2 separate regions of the Homo sapiens genome follow, and region 2 is linked to region 1. Evidence: chromatin loops called from intact Hi-C (ENCODE). Cell type or tissue: B cell. All regions are shown on one strand.

Region 1 (2,500 bases):
CAGTTTCCATTTTCCTAGTTATCAAATTACTCATGATTCGTGTTTCAGCTTGCTTGTGATCAATGACTAAAACTAGAATAATAATTGCTTAAAAAGTTGCCTTAATTGAAAATAAGTCACACAACCAGAATCAGACCACTAAGTTATACTTTCCTTCTGTTGTTCATAATTAGGCTTTGGCTTCTTTCGGCTTATGAATTAAACATTTCCCCTCTCTGTGGGGCATGACTCTCTAGGAATGAGACTTCCTAGTGATGTGAGATATAACTACTCTCTAACAAATGCTTCTTCCGTAATGCTTTCTTCAAAGATCTTGAAGAAAAGGGGAAAATGTGAAAGAAAAGGAATAGTCTGTCTATTTGGGGCTTCTAAAAGCTTAGGTTTTGTGGAAGATTGACTTTGGAGACCAAGTCACAGAGCATGACCTCTTAATCTTGACTTTTTATTATAGATTAATTTCCTTTCTTATTTTCTTGTACCTGACTCAGATGGTACCTGAGATACAAGACTCCTTGACTGAGTCTATATAAGTCTCCTTGACTGATTCTTGACTGAGATATAAGACTCCTTAGGCCGGGCGCGTGGCTCATGCCTGTAATGTTGGTCAGGCTGGTCTCGAGCTCCTGACCTCAAGTGATCCACCCACCTTGGCCTTGCAAAGGTCTGGGATTATAGGCATGAGCCACCAAGCTCCGCCTTTAGCTTTACTTTTTGATGTTAACATGTGAACTAGTTAGTATAAATTAGAAAAAAAACAACAGGATCATAAGCTTGAATATTCCATTCAAATTGTCTGGTAAAATGAGTAGGGTCCAGGTGAGAGTCAGGGAATTCTTTAACTATGCCTTTAGATTTCACCTTGGTTCATAAACCAAGGTAGGTTCTCCCCTACCAGACACCAGCTACTCACAAAATGGAGCCAGAACAATGGGAGTAGAAGTGGGAGGAGGAAGAAAAAGTAGTTGAGATAATGAAGGATAAAGAGAAGGAGGAGTTGAGGAGGAGAAATTTCAGCAGCTTTTTTATTTCAGAAATTGTTTCAGAGAATCTTTTGTTTTCTTTCTGTAAAGAAAGAACTTTATCAAAACCTCTTTTGGAAGCCTCTAAATGCCATTGAAAATAACTTTTCCAATTGCTCTGTTTTATTTTAGAGCCAGCTTATTCTAATTGAGCATATAAGTAAACTAGATTAGGCATTTCAAAGGCACACCATTTTGGCCATTATAATTTGGAGTCATTGTGAGTTATTCACGAGCAGTTTTCTAAATACTTACCTGAAAAGGCATCATGTCATATGTGTTAACTATAAATCCAGCTGGAGTTTCTAATAGTGGGTCTCTCTTAAGGAGGAAGGTTCAGTTTTAGATGCACAGTTGCCCATAGTGCATCAAAAGACTTAGGGAAAGTTGTTTTGAGATCAAGAAAGTTGTTTTGAGATCCCTAAGACCAAAAGACTTAGTGAAAGTTGTTTTGAGATCGAGTGTGCTGCTTGCGAAAATAGCTCCTCAAGGTGTCACTCTTGAGTCAGTTCTTCTCACATACAAATCTCAATGATACCAACAAACTTGGATGCTTAAGATACAGGGTAATCAATCCTTTATGTGTGCTCACCAGATTAAGCAAGGTTTCCTTTAAATTCTACTTAAGGGATTTCCTGTGAGACTGTTACTTATCAGGAGTGATTAACTCAGATACTCACACTAGACCTTAGTTGCTTAAGGTGACTTTTAGCTGGGAGAAACAGTGTCTATTATCTTCAGGACTTATTTCATCCTTATACAGAGTATTTCATAATTTTGGTCACTCAAGAAGCAAGCTTGAATTTGTCAATTGAACCAAGCCTCAGAACCTGGCTAGCTTTAAATATTATAACATTTTTGCTTAAACCACAAAGATTTACTTCCTCTTTTTAAAAATAAACTGTTTTTCACCTTATCAACATTTTGAATGAGAGAAAAAGTTGTAAAAACTCTAAGGAGTAATTCAAAACAAAAACCTTAACCTCACAGAAAAGTGAAAGTCACAATTTTTTTTTTTTTTGAGACATAGTCTTGCTCTGTCACCCAGGCTGGAATACAGTAGTGTGATCTCGGCTCACTGCAACCTCTGCCTCTTGGGTTTAAGTGATTCTCCTGCTTCAGCCTCCTGAGTAGCTGGCACTACAGGCATGTGCCACCACGCCCAGTTAATTTTTGTGTTTTTAGTAGAAACGGGGTTTCACCATGTTGGCCAGGCTGGTCTCGAACTCCCAACCTCAAGTGATCCACCCACCTCGGCCTCCCAAAGTGCTGAGATTACAGGTGTGAGCCACTGCACCCGACTGAAAGTCACAAATCTATGATCAGCAGAATCTCTACAGAATAACAAATGAAACTCCTATCTTGCAGCAGAGCTTTAATTCTTACTTCCTCCAGTTAGAAGTGTATAGCTGGAATAAAGTCTGAATCCTCATCAAAGCCAAGAGGACTACAACCTGAGAGGAGCCTTACCAGGGATCCCC
Region 2 (2,500 bases), 300 kb after region 1:
CACCACTTGTAAGCCACATGATCTTGGCAAGTTATTCAACTTCTCTAAATCTCAGTTTTCTTATCTGTAAAGTGGGAATAATAATAGTACTTACTTCCAGTGGTTTCTGTGATGACAAAATAAGTTAAAATATGAAAGGCACTTAGGACAGAGCCTCATATTCTGTAACTATTATATGCTAGTGTATTCATCAGCTTGGGCTGCTGTAACAAAATACCATTGACTGGGTGGCTTAAACCACGGATATCTGGCCGGGCGCAGTGGCTCATGCCTGTAATCCCAGCACTTTGGGAGGCCGAGGCGGGCAGACACCGAGGTCAGGAGTTTGAGACCAGCCTGGCCAACATAGTGGAACCCCGTCTGTACTAAAAATACAAAAAATTAGCTGGGCGTCGTGGCGGGCGCCTGTAATCCTAGCCACTTGGGAGGCTGAGGCAGGAGAATCGCTTTAAGCCAGGAGGCGAAGGTTGCAGTGAACCGAGGTCACGCCACTGCAGTCCAGCCCTGCGGACAGTGCGAGACTCCATCTCAAAAAAACAAACAAACAAACAAACAAAAAACCGGAAATTTATTTTCTCAGTGTGGAGACTAGAAGCCCCAAGTAAGGTCGAGTTGGGTTCGTTTCTGACTAGGACTATATTCTAACCTTAATTACTTCCATAAAGGCCTTATCTCTAAATACTCTCCAAATACAATGGAGGTTAGGGCTTCAAGATAAATTTTGGGGAATCCAAACATTCGGTTCATAACAGCTAGCAAGTACTATAATTGTATTCTATTTCCTCATTTGTTGTTTTTGTAAACTGTTGATGTAGAAATGTATTTGGAGTGATGTACTCAAATTTTGTTGGAGGGAGAAAACTCAGCAATAAAACAGCATTACAGTATAATCGCTTTTGTGGAAAATATATAACAATGCATGAAATACGTTGTGTGTGTGCAGGAAAGGTTGTACACCAACTGTTAGCAAGGTTACCGCTGCTTGCTGAAATTACAGGCAATAATTTTTTTGTTTTTGTGTATTTTCTGGCATTTCAGAAATACAAGGTAAGCAATAAACATGAGAACTTTTATTGAATACTAGAAGAGAAAACTGTTGTGGTATTCTTTTAACAATATACCGGAATCCATTCAACTGTCTGCTGAGAATAAATAACTGGCATGTACATAATATTTAGGGAAAGTGCTATGGATTATTTTACACCAGTGTCGTTTCACCAAAAAACGTGATGCCGATGGCTCCCTTTTGTCACGGGTTTCAAAGGCTCACCCTAACGTTCACGTGCATTTTCCCAGCGGAGGAAAGATGGTTGTTCTTCATCAGAGTCTGGGGCCCAAGAACGCAGGCTCCATCTCCTCCCGCAGGAGCCAGGCTGATGATGCTCGCAGGGATCGGATACTGGGAGCCCCTGAACGCAGCCAACCCGGCGCGCACCGGTGGGGGCGTCTGCGCTGGCGGAGCGGCTCCCCGGGAGGACGCTGGGAACCATGCTCTAGCCAGCCGCTGCGCAGGCGCACTGGGCCCCGACTGCCCGCCGCAGCGCTACGTGGGAGCTTGGCCGCGCAGTGCCGGAACCCGGCTGCAGCGGTGGGAAGGCGGGGGCGTGCCGGCCCAGCGGGGAGAGGGTGAGCGGGTGGCTGTCCCGGGCTTGGGGAGCTGGGCGAGCCGGGAAGCGCGAGTTCCGCCCGCGGCCACCCTGTCGCGCGCGGTGCTCTCCGCAGCCCCGGAGTCGTGCTCAGACAAAGGCTGGGAGGCTAGGGCCGGGGGCGTTTTGCTTTGTGGGGAGGACTTAGCCTCTCATTTGGGGAGGAGGAGGCGGGGTCTAGCGGTTTCGCGGTTTGCTACAGCCGACTAGTGAAAGAGCTGGGATTCCAAATCCCCGGCTACTTTACACATAATTACTGCCCCAAACAAAGAATTGGGTTGTATTCGTCTCTTTGTGCTTCCTGACATGTGCGCGGTGCTTTGAATTTTGTGGGCTGTGTCTGCCCACCGTCTCCGTGTATCTTTTGGAAACATTTTACAGTGATCCATATATGTTCTAGCGTTCTGCCCTATGACTGAGCCTCCTTAGTCCTTTGCTGATTCTAATGTCTTCTGCTCAGCATCTGCAGGGGCTGCTGAGAGTAAATACTTGGCGCCTCCAGCTGCTGGCCAAGGAGACAGATGGAGCTCAAGTTGGGAGATACGCCCTGAGAGCCGATGATAGACACAAGTCCAGATCTCGGATTTTGATACTGTATGTTCCCTGGGTTCCTGAGAGAGGACATTGAGGAGTAGGAGTCGGCGATTAAGGAGATCGGTACAATTGGGAAGCCTCCTGTCAGAGCTTCCAGCAATTTCCTCATCAGAGGTGGACAAGCCCTATGGGCTAAGACAGAGGGTCCTCAGAAAGGAGTGCGGACGCCGTCATGCTGCAGCAGCTCCTGATCACCCTGCCCACCGAGGCCAGCACCTGGGTGAAGTTGCGTCATCCAAAGGCGGCCACGGAGCGGGTGG

The links. Peaks named below come from ENCODE experiments on the same cell type or tissue, not always from the same donor. Only the 100,000 strongest peaks of a DNase experiment are listed, where the experiment ranks them.
Region 2: a loop joins it to region 1, with 8 times the contacts of the local background. A loop is called at or near these places in 5 of 110 quality-filtered maps.

The regions. Positions count from the first base shown.
Region 1 is chr1:40,151,697-40,154,196 of GRCh38, forward strand. All of the region lies in intron 2 of LOC105378671 (a long non-coding RNA gene), which reads right to left. Among named protein-coding and RNA genes, the nearest start is that of RLF, 8.4 kb to the right of the region's middle. RefSeq lists an enhancer at 1,759-1,818 and a silencer at 2,019-2,158. In B cell, CTCF peaks have their summits at 1,517 and 1,718; DNase peaks (open chromatin) are centred at 1,555, 1,855 and 2,385; H3K4me3 peaks cover 1,294 bases; H3K27ac peaks cover 2,448 bases.
Region 2 is chr1:40,448,550-40,451,049 of GRCh38, forward strand. ZFP69B (ZFP69 zinc finger protein B) reads left to right here and starts at 1,927. Exons shown (of 5, transcript NM_023070.3): 1 at 1,927-2,500. The coding sequence starts at 2,413. It overlaps ZFP69B-DT (ZFP69B divergent transcript), which reads right to left and starts at 1,490. Exons shown (of 5, transcript NR_198977.1): 1 at 1,271-1,490. RefSeq lists a silencer at 1,546-1,805 and an enhancer at 2,021-2,500. In B cell, no CTCF peak of the experiment used is centred here; a DNase peak (open chromatin) is centred at 1,532; H3K4me3 peaks cover 1,737 bases; H3K27ac peaks cover 1,056 bases.